Regions from separate parts of the Homo sapiens genome. Here regions 1 and 2 are each linked to region 3. The links are chromatin loops, found by intact Hi-C in ENCODE. Cell type or tissue: PC-3. All regions are shown on one strand. Each heading gives the region's core, and the rest is flanking DNA. Links, peaks and the distances in the headings are about the cores only. Region 1 has its middle 470 kb from the start of MIR5702. Region 2 has its middle 620 kb from the start of NYAP2. Region 3 holds the start of LOC105373914 (a long non-coding RNA gene).

Region 1 (5,504 bases), core at 158-5,157, 300 kb before region 3:
ACAGTCTGGTAAGATTCTGAGTACTTTTTAAAATCCTCAAAACAACCAATTAAGAAAGATGCTATTAAATCCCAGTTTTACAGGGGAAGAAACTGAGGCTCAGAGAGGTTAAGTATCTTACCCAAAGGGCACACAGCTGTTAAGAGGCAAAACTGAAATTAGAGCCCATTCAGTCTGGGTTGAGTCTGTGCTTTTAACTACCATGATAAACGGTCTCTTCTTCAGAAGTTGACCCTGTACTGTGTGAAGAAAAATTTATTTACAGGGATGAAAACTGGGCAGCTGGTTCAAAGGATCCCTTGGAACTACTCCATAGAAGGATAAAGAGTAGAGACAAATAACAAGCTCACTTGTAGTTTTAGACCCTGGTAAACTTTTGGATGCTCCTGCAATTTCATACTTCAAATGAAATAACTGAATATTTCCTGAAGTAAGTAACCAGCTCTATAACTTGGCAGAAATCTCTGACTCCACTTAACTCACGCAGAGGGCCATGACATGCAGCCTAAGTGCCCAGGAATTTTAAATCAAGATGTATCTATGTAGTGAAACTTTGTGTGCGTGTGAGTGTGTGTGTGTGTGTGTGTGTGTGTGTGTGTGGTTGTTTTACCCTTTGCTTCCTGCTTGGAAAAAAAAAGGTAAATATTTAAAGTTATCTACAAATTGTATTTTTTCCCTAGAATGCAAGAGTCACAGAGATAAACGTTAGCTGTCAGAAAAGCTGCAAATCATCTGAGATGAAGGTGGTGCTTTTTTATTACAGTATCTGAGAAGAAAAGCTTTCAGAGTGAAATTCAGTAATCCCTCGCTTCTGATTCCATGTCTACTGAGATGTTCAAATTTGAGTGCGGCCCTTGGTAAAGCACTGATTGCTGAAAGGTAGCTCTGTCCCATGGGAGGATTTGGAATGAGATCTAGTAGAAATTTTCATTCAAGTTGAATAGAAAACAGAAAAGTGAGTGTTCTATGGAAAGCAGAAGTCTGGCAATGATGGATTTGCCCTGTGAATGAAAGTCTAGGAATGTGTGTCCTTCCCACAGTTGGTTTATTAAGAAAGTCCTGCAAGTTAATATCACAGTATGTGTTTGAATACAGGTATAAATTTCTTGAGAGTCCACAAATCAACTATCAGTGGAAATCCTGATACCCACCAAATGATGTTTTTACATCTATGTATTCATCAATCTAATAATTTTCTAAGAGATAGCAGTGTGTCTATTCTATTGAGTAGAATACTATTGTTTTTCTTTTTTTTTTTTTTCTTTTTTCTTTTTTTGAGATGAATTCTCTCTCTGTCACCTAGGCTGGAGTGCAGTGGCACAATCCCGGCTCACTGCAACCTCTGCCTCCTGGGTTCAAGTGATTGTCCTACCTCAGACTCCCAAGTAGCTGGGAATACAGGCATGCATCACCACACCCAGCTAATTTTTGTATTTTTAGCAGAGACAGGGTTTCACCATGTTGGCCAGGCTGGTCTTGAGCTCAGGTGATCCTGACCTCAGGTGATCCGCCCTCCTCCGCCTCCCAAAGTGTTGGGATTACAGGCGTGAGCCACCGTGCCCAGGCTGTTTATCTTTTATTTGTAAATTTAGATATTTCTGAAGACAATATTAATTTACAGGGAAGTCATTATCCTTCTTCCTAGAATATGCCTGCATAAATCTATGGCATGAAATGCACACATTTCCGACAGGATTCTTTTAATAATACTCTCTCATTTTACAATATTCCCTGACACCATAGCATGACTGGATGAATTATTCTCCAGACATAGCCTAATTTCCAATAGTCATATTTCTTAAATATTTTTGAAATTATTTTTAATAGAAATTTGTAAGATTATCAAATTCAGTATTTTATTGATGGACAAAATTTTACCTGAATTGTCTTAAAAGTGCCACTTTTTATTTCTAAAAGCAACAGAAAATGAAAGGCATTCATTTTATAACTCCCTAGTGTGGATCCTTCTCCTGTTAACAAACTCAAATTTTTAGGAAGCTTCAATTCTTCCAATTCCACTTTAATGCCATTTTTTCTCTCATTCTGTTTTCGGAGGCAATGAAGAACAGCTGGTCACCATTCTCTGCAATAATAACCTTCATATAGTTGAAACCCAAATGGTTTTGGACATGGTACTTACAAAAACATCTCCTTGCAAATGATGTAGCCTATTTGGTATTTCCCCTGTAAACAGCTAGATTCCTTATAGCCAACCCTTCCAGCAACTATCAAATTTTAGCTCTGTTTAGTATAATGCAAGCATTTTCTGCTTTGTCTATTCAGGAATGTCTTCCTAGGAGGTTTCACAATAAAATTTATTGTGTTTCATTTATGACGTACAATGTAAGAAGAATGGAATGCTTTTCTGTTAGGATTTGCATTGATAATGAAAGGTTACTATAGTGCTGGTCTGCTTTGACCAAATTTGCCAAATTCTGAAGAGAATGCCAATTAGAAGGCTGTAATGCTTTTCACTGAAACAGACTGAGGCCAATACCTGGTGGTGGGGACCTGTCATTGTTGGCCAGACTCTATTTTTAATTGGGAGAGAAGGCAAATGCTAGATCAAACAGTGTTTACTAAGTGATACCAATAATTCCAAGTCATAGCCACACCCCAAAAAGCTGAGGAAGTGACTAAGTCCTTCTGAGGTCGTCTTTTCTATTAGTAGCAATGTAGCCAAAAGTCTGAAAACGCTCACATTTTGCTCTCTTTAGGAAAAGACAACATTGATTTTAGAGGTTTTTGTTATGGAGGCCAGGGGGATTTTTCCAGTGCAGCACAGAGAAATCTGGGTTTGGATTGGGAAGCCAGACATTTCTTGGCTTACATTTCCTACTTGAATGGGATTCGTTTGCCCCCTCCTCACCTCTCCCCAACCCCCAGGCAGCTAGAAGCCCCACCTCCTTGCTTGGACCATATGGGGAAGCTGGCTCGGTGGCTGTTATTCTACTGACTCCAAGTTCACGCAGCTGTTCATCCCCTGCTTAATGTACTGGTAATTACAGCAATGTGCTCTTCTCTTTCCAATCATGTAACTTTTACTAATGGAAAATGATTTGTTTTTAACAACTTCCATGCATTTCTTTCTCGTTTTAATAAGAAAGGGTGTCTTGTGGCATTGAGCTATTGAATTCTCTATAAAAAACAAAAGTCTCTATATGAGTTTCCAGCTCCATAGGAGGGCTCTGTGGGATTGGCCAAAGGTGGTGGGGAGACTTAAGTGAGTGTAACTAACTTGATATGAATAGGTCAGTTGGGAAACAAAGCAAGCTCATCGCCTTCTGATCATGGAGGTGGTGAAATAACATTTTTTAAAAATGTGAAACCGGGAAGGATCAGAAGTATGAATTGAGTTCTGCTTTCATGATCCAAACTCTATGTACTCTCAGAGAATTTTTAAAACAAATATCTGAAGAGGTTTTCACTTATTTTCATTCAATGTTTCAGAGCATGTAAATGTTCTCCTTTGATGAGAAATGTTGATGATTTGGGTTGGGTGGGGGTTGAAATGATTATAGCAAGTGCGTCTTTTGCTGTAGCCATGCTAAGCTACCAGGCACAGATCAAACAGGCATGTGGTCACATGATCGTTTTATTTGCAGATAAAATACAGACACCTTGGAATTTCCTTCCTTATATCCCCTAAATGGCACTGGAAATCACTCTAAAAGGATAATTTTTAAAGCAAAACTTTTCCAACTCATTAGAGGATTTCAGTTTTAGACTTTTATTTTAAATAAGTGGTTGAGTAGCAGTTGTAACAAAGAATGCCAAGTCACACCCTTGTGTGTGGATGGAAATACTGCTACACAACACACATAGCTAATTTTATCAGAAGGATGATAGCAAAAGGAATGTCTTCTCTACATGAAAACTCAAAAGTCAAGAGCATTGACGAGATGACAAACCATGATTGCGAAGCCTATTTGCCACATCTTGACATTTTAAAGATTCATATAATTCAAGATTTAGCTAAAATTGTAAAATACATATCCTGAGCTCAAAATTCTTTGATGTTAACATGTATCCATATCTTTTAAAGACATTAATTTTATTCCTTGTGCATTTCTTTTCTTCTATTCGTGGTTAATAATGACATGGCAGCCGGAAATCACCTATCTTCTCCTCAGCCCTTCTTATCTAGCTCCCTCCAGAAGTCTTGTTTTTTCTTAGAGATTTCTTTGGAAATGTTATTAAGCTAGAGTGAAGTAATTTTTAAAAACACACATTGAAACTTAGAACTGAATAATTTTTAAATATTTGTAATAACTTTAGCAAAACCATTGCTTTCCTCAAGAACCACAAGACCACACCAGCAGCAAAGAGGCACTATTGTTCCCCTGGAGTCTTGAGAAGCTCCTCGTGTGACAAACTCCAGCAAAGGGGGTCTGTGCTTCGCTCCTCCATAAATGCAACACCAAGTCTAGATCTGATTTTGCCCTCTAGGAATTCTTGTGCCTTGCTTTATGCAAAGCAAAAATTATGTTTAATATTTTAAAACTAGCTTCAGGAATTAGGATCTTCAGAGTTAGTGGTCTGACTCTAGTCATGTGCATGTCTTACATCATCTTCTATTTTTTCAGATGGTTGCATCAGTAGCTTTGGGAATATTTTATTTTTAAAGTTTTAAGTCATTCTGATATCCACGAGACCATCAAAAATATAACTATGATCTAATGAATGCCCAAATAAGTGGTTGCATAAATAACAACTACTTATCATGTTCACTTTCCCCGTTATTCATTTATTCATTCAGTATTAATTGAACAACTCGTATGTGCCAGGCATATTCCAGGGACCAAGGATTCAGTAGTGAATACAAAATCGTAGCTTTATAAAGGTAGTAGTTCAGTAAGAGGAGATAAACAAATAAAATATATAAGTAAAAAAAAGTTAAATAGCAATGAGCTCTAAGGATAAAAAGCACTGTAAAGGGACAGAATATGATGACAGAGTTTCAATTTTACATGGAGTAAAAGAGAAGACCTCAATATGTGACTTTTGAGCACACAAGGGAAGGAAGTAAGATAAAAGCTTTGTAGATATTTGAGGGAAAAACTGTCCAAGCAAAGAGTACAGCAAGAGCAAAGGTCCTAGGGATCGTGAATGTAGAGTGTTCAAGAGTACCAAGGAGGTCAGTGTGCCCGGAGTACAGATAGTAGGAGATAAGTTTAGAGAAGTGAAGGAAGCCAGATCTTACAAAGCCATAGTTTATTATAAGGACTTTGGCTTTTACTTTGAGATGGGGGAGGCTGCTAGGGATTTTTGAACAGAAAAATGACAGAATCTTGTATAACTTTTAACAAAATAATCCTGGCTGTTATGTTGAGAGTTGATTTAAGGGCGGCAAGGGAAGAAGCAGGGAGACAGTTTAGAAGGCTATTATAATAAGCCAGGCAACGGGACAAAGGGTAAAGGTGGAGAGAGTAGATATAAATGGACTTCCTATTATATAGCAGGCACTATGTTAGGCTTTGTTGATACATCAGGGGGAAAACAGA
Region 2 (5,504 bases), core at 229-5,228, 140 kb before region 3:
ATTTATAGTATTGGGCACTTGCTCATAGAGTAGCACTGGAAACCAACTTCTCCAGTTTATTTAGAACATGTAGTATTCTTTGGTTTCTCTTTGGCATGTTCTCTCTCCCCTCCTTACATAAAATAGATGAATGCATCTTATTGATTTTGCTTCTGAAGTGTCTTTCAATTCATATTATCCTTCCCATTCTATCTACTACTCTCCTATTTTAGGCCTCCATAGTCTCCTTATGAAAAACGGTCTCCTAACTTATTTTCTCAGTCTTTGTTGTTCCTCATCTTGGTATTTTCCAAAGCTTCTTGGCAGATTTATTCATGCTACCAGTACGTGAAAACCTACATCTGAATAGCCACACTCTTTTCACTCATTGAGTAACTTTGTGATTTTTATCTCAGCTGACTTTTCCATATCATCAACATCTATGCTGACCTCCTTTTTCTCCTCGAATTTGTCAGTGCCATGTCACGGCTCAAGCCCTCCGTATTAGTCTGTTCTCACACTGCTATTATAGCAAAGGCATACCCAAGACTTGGGCATTTATAAAGAAAAGAGGATTAATTGACTATTGACTCACAGTTCAGCATGGCTGGGTAGGCCGCAGGAAACCTACAATCATGGTGGAAGGGGAAGCAAACACATCCTTCTTCACATGGTGGCAGAAGAGAGAAGAACCAGTGCTCAGCAAAGGGGGAAGGACCTCATATAACCATCAGATCTCATGATAACTCACTCACTATCATAAGAACAAGATGGGGGAAACCACCCCCATGATTCAATTATCTCCACCTGGTCCTTCCCATAACATGTGGGGATTATGGAACTACAATTCAAGATAAAATTTGGATGGGGACACAGCCAAACCACATCACCCTCCATTTTACTTACCTGCTGTGAAGCCACTGTCATGTTTTTCTCTAGTGACTAACATGCCGTTCCCTTCATTATGGCTCTGACTTTTCAAGATTCAAGTCAAATGCTCTTTCTTCTGTAAATTTCTTCTGCTAATTTGCCCTTCCCTCTTCTGACAGTCTCATATTTTGAATTACTTTCTATTCTGTTATCATTATCAAAGACTCTATTACTGTCTTACATTGTTGTCTCCCACAGTAGGTTGTAAATTCCTCAAAAACAAGATCATTTCTAATTGAACATTTGGGTCATAATACCTAATAGTGTCTGTTACAAATGGTGGAAATGAAATAGATAACTTGAATATATCCAAACAGTCTATCTGAATGGTAACAAAGACTATGCTGTGTGATTCTTGGTTCCTATCACAGAAAGTCTAGAAATAGTTAAAACCAAGATTTTGATTCCATCTGTGTCAAGAATTATAAATAAGTAAGACTTACCAAAATAACAGCATGTCTACTGCTAAACAGCCAAACAAGATGAAGAAATAAATATATATATCCTCTAGAATTACGGAGACAAAATGATGGAATAAGTCAATTCTATTAAAGCTGACTTTTGTCATTTTTAATGTTATGATATTTAAATAATTCACTCTAATATTTCATTGAATGGAATTATATTACAATGTAAAAGGATTCGTAGGTAAAATCCCATTCCTTTATTCAGGTAATACAAATTCAGATTAGAGAAGTATAAGTTCATTTGTTTTCATGTCAAATCACATGATGTTCTAATAGGCATGAAATACTAGAATAAATGGCAGTATTTTAAGTGCCATAGAATATGGGCTGAAGTAGGAATCAGAGGATCTGAGGTTGAGTCCCTGATTGATTATGAGATCTGAATACCTTACATGCCTTTCCTCTCTCAATCTGAACTGTCTGATTGTAAAATGGAATGCTTTTTCTACTGTACAACTTTATAGACAAATGAGGTAATGTGTCTAAAATTGCTTCATAAACTATAAACAATGATGTAAATATTAATCGTCTATTTCAATTTAAGTCAGAAACTAAAGTCAAAGATGAGAAATGGGGCAAGCTCAAGCACTGTACACACCACCCCAGCTTCACTTGACTTTGCTAATTTTTTATAGCACTAAAGGTAATATAGATGCTCTTTGGCAATTTAGGGAACATCTCACCTGGCAAGTTAGAGTTACAGGTCCTTCCAAGAGTTTCATGAGGAACAACAGCAACCGAAAGGGTGTCAATTTGTGAGAAGAAATTAAAGGACCAATGGTCTAGACGTCTCAATGTCGAGCTTGATGCAGTCAAAGAACAGATGTCCTAAAGCAGAGGGCCTGTGAAGATCATAGATGACTATGTCAAGGAATAAAGAGTCTAGGACAGAGCTTTTCTAACTTCAATATGTGTACCACGCACCTCAAGATCTTATTAAAATTTTGTTTCTAAGTCTGTAGCCCTGTAAGGGGATGAATTTCTGAATTCTACAAAGTTCCGAGGTGATGCCAATGTCGCTGGCCTGTGGACCACTCTCTTTTTTTTTTTGAGATGGAGTCTGGCTCTGCGCCCAGGCTGGAGTGCAATGGCACCATCTCGTCTCATTGCAACCTCCACTTCCCGGGTTCAAGCGATTCTCTTGCCTCAGCCTCCCGAGGAGCTGGGACTACAGGTGCCTGCCACCATGCACAGCTTATTTTTGTATTTCTAGTAGAGACGGGGTAGTGTTGACCACATGTTCCACCCGCCTCAGCCTCCCAAAGTGCTGGGATTACAGGCGTGAGCCACCGCACCCGGCCTGGACCACTCTTTAAGTATGAAGAGACTAGAACATTTCATAAATTGTGCGTGTGGCTATGAAGTCACCTGGATGGGGCCAGGATGTGGGCTACAGAATAATACCATGAGGCATGTGCCGCCATCTTTGTGAGAAGGACTTCGTTAGCTGGTAGAAAGAAGGACGAGTAGAGGAGAACATTTCCAGTTAAGAGTTTCCAAGGAGGGAAGAAAAAAAGCTCCGGCAGTGAGGATAAAGGACAAGGCTGATCCATGTGAATTGCCATGTGCCAGTATGGTAGAGGAAAACATGTAGTTGTCACTAGAGCTGAAAGTTATATCCTCAGAGGTGAGTCAGATTTCAGTTTAAGCAAAGAAAAATTCAGCATATTCTGTGAAGGGTTTTGAGGACTTTGGAAAATTGCAAAGATAAGGTCAGGATGGTGGCAGCTAGGCCATGGAAGGAGAAGCACACAACAAAATGTTGATGAAAGTGTGGAAGAAGAAAGAGCAAACATAAAGGTTTACCTCTGTGAAAGGAAATTAAATTTTGGGACCCCAAACACATTTAGCCAAAGGGAAAACTCAAATTGGAAACTGGGTCATGCAAACCTGCTTCCCCCTTTTAGTTCCTGAATAACATGGCTGCAAGATGAAAAGCTACATGCCTCCCCCACATTTTGCCCACAAGGAAATTCCTAGTGAGCTGTTAAAATTTTCCCATGGCAATGGAAATTGATAGCTTATCTTTACAGGTGCAATTACTCCAGCCCACCAGAAACAAATGCATATCTGATCCTTCCCCTACCCTATTTTGTCTGTATTATCTTATGTAAAATGCAGATTCCCTGCATTTTTCCTCTGACCCTTTTGTTTATGTCATCTTATGTAAAAAAATACAGAGTCACTTACATGAAAACCATGTACTTCTCAATCTCCCACCCTTTCCCCTTTAAATTTAGAGCCCTCAAAATCATCTTTGGAGAAAGGCTTAGATCTGTCTCCTGGGCATGTCCTTAACTCTGGCAAATAAATCTCCTAAAATGATTGAGACTTGTCACATCATTTTCCTCAATTGACACCTCTTAAGAAATCACCTAACAAGATCAGTGTAGTGGATGCTGTGGTGTGTCTCCCAGACACACTCCATCCCTCGGCTACTAGGGTTTTGGAGGCTGACTTCCTCAGTTAAATGCTGCTCCAGGATTTTCCCTCGGTTGTTGAAAGCCACCTTGTGGTAGGCATGCCACCTTCTTGGGGGCGACCCCTATCAAATGACTGGCTGATATGTACGTACGTGAGCATGCTTGGGGAAGTGCATCACAAAGATACTATTCCTCCCACAAATCTCCCTGAAACTGGATTTATTTTCTTTACTATGAGAGATAACACTACTAATATCAGATAAACCTTTTTTCCTCATATTGTTTCAAGGTGGTCTATCACAGGTAAATAGACTTCCTGTGCAAGGTAAAAGTTTAAAAGTCTAAAATTAAGTGTATTCAATAATAATACCAATCTAAGACCAACATATTTATGTCTTTTTAACATAATTTCTACTGTATTCTTGAAAAATTATTTTTCATTTAAACAGCTATTTTTATAATTTATTTCACAAATATTTAATAAATTTTATCACTTGTATAACATATATTACATATACATCTATTTCCGAAGCAAAAAGCTGCCACACATCTACACATATAGACAGTTTTAATCTACTTTTACGTTAGATACCTCTTCAAGGATTTTTTTTTCCAAATAGCATTATTTTTCACTGTATTAAATTTATATAGCAGAGCATAAGCATATTCAAATAAACTAATCTGAATGCAAGTTTATGTCATTGTTTCTAAACATCATTCACTATTTTATCAATATTACAAAGATAATTGGTGACATTTCTTTTTTTTTTCTTTTTTTGAGACGGGATCTTGCTCTGTTGCCAGGCTGGAGTGCAGTGGCACGATCTCGGCTCAGTGCAACCTCCGCCTCCCGGGTTCAAGTGATTTCCCTGTCTCAGCCTCCTGAGTAGGTGGGACTACAAGCGTGTGCCAACACACCCGGCTAATTTTTAGCATTTTAGTAGATATGGGGTTTCACCATGTTGGCCAGGATGGTCTCAATCTCCTGATCTCGTGATTCGCCTGCCTCGGCCTCCCAAAATGCTGGGATTACAGGCATGAGCCACTGTGTCTGGCCTTAAATGGGTGATACTTCTTAGCACTTAATATAATGCCTCTTTTAATGCTCAATTTTGTTAAATGTCAATTTTAACATGTCTATCATGAGTAGGCATCTTAGGGCTTAAGGTAGGTTATAATCTCTGTTCCTGGAACAAAAGTACTCAAGGAGAGAAGAGTCATCTGTTGGTACCTACAAAGTGTTATACTTCTCAGTAGAATTCATAGATTTTTTGGTCAACTTTTATTTGCCTTTTATCCTGTCAAAATATGAACCTGTATGCCATCTGAACAGACATAATTATTATTTGAGAAAACAAACCCTTGAAATCTACATATGTTATTCAGAGAACAGAAGATATAGACAAAGACAGTAAAAACGGTTTGTTTCAACAGGTATGATGGTAAAATCTTGACCATACTTTATGTCAGGGGTCCCCAACTCCCGTGCCATGGACTGGTTGGTCCATGGCCTGTTAGAAACCGGGCTGCATAGCAAGAGGTGTGAGCAGCAGGGGAGTAAGCATTACTGCCTGAGCTCAGTCTCCTGTTAGCTCAGTGGTGGCATTAGATTTTCATAGAAACACCAATTCTTTCATGAGCTCACATGTGAGGAATCTAGGTTGCACACTCCTTATAAGAATCCAATGCCTGATGATCTGAGGTG
Region 3 (5,504 bases), core at 225-5,224:
TGAGTTCCAGAATTGAATAATAGGACCTCATACTTAAAAGAGTTCTGCAACAAATCCAGCATAGAATTGGAAATCCCTTTAGAATTTGAAAATTGAGACCAAGAGAATGTAAGTGAATCATCCAAGATCACAAATGATTTAAAATTTAAATACTTTCCAACTTTACAGGCAAGTGTAAGCCCCTGGATTTTGATCTGTAGCCTCCTAGAGAATTCCAGCTGCCCTGTGGACCAAGCACTCAGTCTATGCTCTGAGAAGTGGATACTATTTGGGAGAAAAGGACCTTTGAAGCTACTAGAATATCAAATTGTGCAAGGGAAGGGACACAGGGTGAGGTAGTTGTCTCACCCTCCTCTCTTCTCCGGACCTGCAGAGCAGGGGCTGATCCCTGGTTGGCTCCCGGCTAGATTCCCAAAGACTTTAAAGGCTGATTGGTTCCCAGTGAACTTCTAAGAAGAAGTCGGTTCACTATTGGGCGATGGGTTCACTGGAAGCCCAAACGTCGCCATTATACAAAATACGAAAGATGAGAGAGAGCTGAGACAGAAGATACCAGACACAATACTATTCAGGGGTAAGGGAGAAGCCCAGTTATCCTTTTTGCTGCTCATTCCATTCCTCTTTGTCCCTCTGTTCCTCTTTTCCTCTTGTAACTCTCTCTCATCTCTCTTTTTTCACAAACTTCTCTCTGTGCCTCTCTTTCTCTCTTATCACTGACATTCTACTTCTCATTAAGAGCTTATTAGACCTGTACCATTACTCCTTCCACTGATAATGTCAGTCATATGTCTCTCTTTAACTGGTAGATTGGCAAATGGAATTCAATTTACTTTTACCAACTTTTGTTGAAGGCCAAACAGTGTTTCTAGGAATAAGTCACAGTTGCTAACCTCAGTGACTTTAAAGTCTAGGCAGACGGTTAAGACCTTAGGCAAATAATGGTCCTTCAATTTTCTTAAGTAGGAATAGATTTGATCACATCTACCTGAGTGAACCAGAACAAGCATATGAAGTAAGTAGGTAATAATTGAATTGAACAATTATTTACCACAGTAGGTAATTAGGCGGAGAGACCTTAGCTTGTTTTTTCAATTGTTAGTGTGGAAGAAAATACTAGATAAGGAGGATGAAACTAGTTTGGGGAGAGATTTCCATGCCAGGCTCCGAAATTCAGAGATGATTAAGTAGTTAGCGATGATTCTTTGAAAATATATTTAAATATAAAAGTGACATACAGTATTTGTTACATGTAACTTAAGTGACCCAAACTGACTAGAATCAACTAAAAAAAAAGATAACTCGTGAAAATAAAACAAAAGCAGATGGAAAGTGGGGCACACTGCTTGTTTGTGTGGTTGCTTGCTTGTGGTTATTTTTTATCTATCAACGTGATTAGTTATACGACATATTTTGAGAATCATACGTTTTGCCAAAAATTAAAATAATTAAAAATTGAAATAAAACAAACGAAATTTAAAAAACATAGAAACTTAAGCCTAGTATAATTTTAAGAACTACAAAGAAAGCAAGCATTTATTTAGTAAATATGCAAGAAAATAATCAGATTCTGCTCCCCTTTCATTCATTCATTCATTTTTCTCAACAAATAAATACTAATTGTCTGTTTTGGCCAGAACTATTTCAGGGATGAAAAGGTATCCCTTTCTTCCTTACTTTAGAGAAATGTAGATTTTGTGGTAGAAGCTCAGCATATCTAAAGACACCCAAATAGAATATATTCTACACCACTTTGAAGTAGTTTGAATGTCACCTGAAACAGAATATTACTTCTAATCCATTTCAGGCCATCTGTTTTTTTTTTGTTTTTCACTTTTCTCTTATAGACTAAATATTATCATAGTATTAGCACATATAGTATATATCAATCTATATAACATATGGTATTGGGAAACATTTTTACTAATAGGGATATTTACAAGAGAATTATGTCTCATTACGTATGTTCACAAATTTTAATAAACTCCTGTTTCTGCCCATTGCCAAAATGTTTCCTATCCTCTCAAGAAATAAAACTGTTACTTTGTTTTTGGTTGAACTCATAGAATATTTTCTTTTTTAGGGTAAAATTATTACTTTTCTTACATAAGTCATATCCTAAAGTCATATATTAATATGTTGAATTCCATACCTCACCAACTGGGATATAAATGATATAAATTATGTTTGAAGTGGAAAAAAAGCTTTTAAGATGGGCTGATGGCCATTGTCTTAAATATTACTTTCCCAACACCAGGGGTTACACCTGGAAACTGTTCATCATAGCCAAAAAGGCAGGGCTCCTTGGGATGTGGCTCATCAGAATGACTAATACAAAGTCACTTTTCTCATAAATCTGCCTATTCTCCCACCATCTGTTATTTGCATTTTTCCAGAAAGTTAAAAAAATACTGATGGAATGTTTTGACCCAATTGCAGTTAAATTCACATGGTTTACTCTTTGAGTTCCCAAGATGACATTTCAGCCAAGCCCTATAGTGGGGTGTTGCATCAGAAGATCTTCTATTATACAATGGGAATTCCAGGTGAGACATCTAGAGGCAAAAGGCGGAACTGCTTAAAAATTCAACTATCATTAGTAATATTTTGTTTCATATCAATTTTGAGCTACAAAAATCATCTAAAAATATGTACCCATCACTGAATTACTACCCTCTGTTCAACTCATAAAACTTTACATGTTTTAGCATGCCAGACATATGAGCTTAGTAGTTTTTTTTAATTTACAATGATTTGATAGAATGATTTGCATAGATTTTAAACTATCAACACCAAAGCATATTTCCAATTCAAGGAAAATGTATACATATAGAATACATATTATGTGTTATGTCTAGACATGCACACAGACATTTGAGCTTGGACAAAAGCAAGGTCATGCCTGTTTAAAGCTATTAATCTAGATGATGTTTCATTAAAACCAAAGGCATATGTAACATTTGTAATAAAAGCCAAACAAACAAATAAAAACTTTATTTGCCTAATTACATCTAAGACATTCTACTGGATACTGAGCTAATAGTGGTAAAAAAGGCAGAGATGGTCTCTGCCCTCATGGAGTTTATAATCTAGTATGAAGAGAGAGAGACTTCAAAAAGCAACAATAACAGGATGGATTATTACAAATTACAGGAATTGCTATGAAGGAAAGCAGAATATAAACTCATGGAACTGTAGATGTTCATTGACAGAGTGGCTTTAGACATCATCTAGTGATCAAATGTGATATTTCACAAATAAATAATATATTATTTGTGATATAATTGTGATATAGTCTAAGGTGATTATGGGATCTGTCCAAGGTCACATAACTATAGGGGGCATACATCAAATAAGACATAGAGAAAATTGACAGTTGATTATTTTTATTGCAAGAAGAGTTTGAAAATTTTTAATTAATTTTTTATTGACATAATAGATGTACATAATTCTGGGGTATATGGGGTAATATCATACTTTCATATAATTTATAAAGATCAAATCAGTGTATATTAGGGTTCTCCAAAGGGACAGAACTAATAGGATATATGCATATATGAAGGGGAGCTTATTATGAAGAATTGACTCAAAAAATCCCAAGGTGAAGTCCCACAATAGGCCATCTGCAAGCTGAGGAGGAAAGAAGCCAGTAATGGCTCAGTCCGAGTCCAAAAGCCTCAGAAATAGGGAATCAAACAGTGCAGCTTCAAGGCCCAAGAGCCCCCCGGCAAATCACTGGTGTAAGTCCAAGAGTCCAAAGGCCAAAGAACCTGGAGTCTGATGTCCAAGGGCAGGAATAAGGGATGGAAGCATCCAGCATGGGAGAAAGATGAAAGCCAGAAGACTCAGCAAGCCCTCTTCTCCCACCTTCTGCCAGCTTTGTTCTAGCTGCACTGGCAGCTGATTGGGTGGTGCCCACCCACATTGAGGGTGAGTCTTCCTCTCCCAGTCCAGTAACTCAAATGTTAATCTCCTGTGGCAACACCCTCACAGACATAGTCAGACCCAATACGGCTATTTAGGCATCCTTCAATCCAATCAAGTTGACACCTAATATTAACTGCCATACAGTGTGATTGGGTATACATCACCTTAAATATTTGTCTTTTCTTTATGCTAAAAACATTCAAATTATTCTTTTCTTGCTATTTTGAAATAAACAATAGAATCATGCTACTCATCTATCAAATGTTAGGTCTTATTTTTTCTATTTAACTGTATATTAGCACCCATTAATCAACTACTCTTCATTTTTCCTCCCTTCTACCCTTCCCAGCCTCTGGTGACCACCAATCTACTTGCTATCTTCATGAGATCCACTTTTTTTTAAGTTCCCACATATGAATAAGAACATGAAATATTTGTTTTTCTGTGCTTGTTTTATTTCACTTAATGTAATGACCTCCAGTTCCATCCATGTTGTTGCAAGTGACTGGATTTCATTTTTTTATGGCTGAACAATATTCCACTGTGTACATATACCACATTTTGTCTATCCAGTCATCCACCGATGGGCACTTAGGTTGATTCCATATGTTGGCTGTTGTCCCTAGTGCTGCAATAAACATGGGAGTGCAGGTATGTCCTCTATGTATTTTCTTTCTTTTGGATACATACCCAATAGTGAAATTGCTGAATCATATGGAAGTTGGATTTTTAGTTTTTAAAGAACCTCCATACAGTTTTCTATAGTGACTGCACTAATTTACATTCCTACCAACAGTGTACAAGTATCCCCCTGTCTTCATATCCTCACCAGCACCCCTTATTTCCTGCCTTTTTGATAAAAGCCATTTTAACTGGGGCGAGATGATATCTCATTTTGACTTGCATTTCTCTGATGATTAGTGATGTTGAACACTTTTCATTGACTTCTCAGTCATTTGCATGTCCTTTTTGAAAAATATCTATTCAGATATTTTGCCAATTAAAAAGATCAGATTATTTGCTTTTTTTGGTATTGAATTGTTTGAGTTCCTTATATATTTTGCTTATTAATTCTGTCAGACTGATAGTTTGCAAAGATGTTCTCCCATTCTGTGGGTTGTCTCTTCACTTTGTTTTGTTGATTGTCTCTTCACATGTTGTTGTCTCTTTAAGGTCAGCCACTGGTTTCTTTCTTTGTCCATTTAAGGAGGTCCCTGTTTGCTGTAGTTTCTTGTGGATGTATGTCTATGTCTTTGCATTAAAGGATGAGTTATTTATTCCAGTCTTCTTTGTCTGGCTTGTTTTGGTTTTTATTGGGTATGTTTACTTACATATTCTTTGTAATTTACCTGTTGCTTTTCTTTCTTTTCCTACAAGGTTGATGCCTCCTTTTAGGCCCTAGATGCTGCTTTAAGCTCACGTTTGCCTAGGAGCTAGTAACATATCAAACTGTGCCCATCTTGAATGGCAGAGGTCCCAAAGGTAATATCCTGGTAGTGTGGGAAGGCCAGCTAGGCATTCCTGCCGAAGGGCCTGTAGAACAACCTTCCTGCATCATTCTGCTGTTACATGGACACTCT

The links. Hi-C counts contacts between places; a loop is a spot of excess contacts. Peaks named below come from ENCODE experiments on the same cell type or tissue, not always from the same donor. Only the 100,000 strongest peaks of a DNase experiment are listed, where the experiment ranks them.
Region 1: it touches region 3 in a loop (2.9-fold over the local background); 3 of 110 quality-filtered maps call a loop at or near these places.
Region 2: a loop joins it to region 3, with 2.2 times the contacts of the local background. A loop is called at or near these places in 3 of 110 quality-filtered maps.

Annotation. Positions count from the first base shown.
Region 1 is chr2:226,182,814-226,188,317 of GRCh38, reverse strand. No RefSeq gene overlaps it. Among named protein-coding and RNA genes, the nearest start is that of MIR5702, 470 kb to the left of the region's middle. In PC-3, for the core only: no CTCF peak of the experiment used is centred there; a DNase peak (open chromatin) is centred at 2,427; H3K4me3 peaks cover 2,235 bases; H3K27ac peaks cover 3,765 bases.
Region 2 is chr2:226,021,952-226,027,455 of GRCh38, reverse strand. No RefSeq gene overlaps it. Among named protein-coding and RNA genes, the nearest start is that of NYAP2, 620 kb to the right of the region's middle. In PC-3, for the core only: no CTCF peak of the experiment used is centred there; no DNase peak of the experiment used is centred there.
Region 3 is chr2:225,886,581-225,892,084 of GRCh38, reverse strand. LOC105373914 (a long non-coding RNA gene) reads left to right here and starts at 494. Exons shown (of 7, transcript XR_007088110.1): 1 at 494-574. LOC107985992 (a long non-coding RNA gene) reads right to left here. Exons shown (of 3, transcript XR_001739907.2): 3 at 3,367-5,504. In PC-3, for the core only: a CTCF peak has its summit at 2,550; a DNase peak (open chromatin) is centred at 2,384; H3K27ac peaks cover 1,600 bases.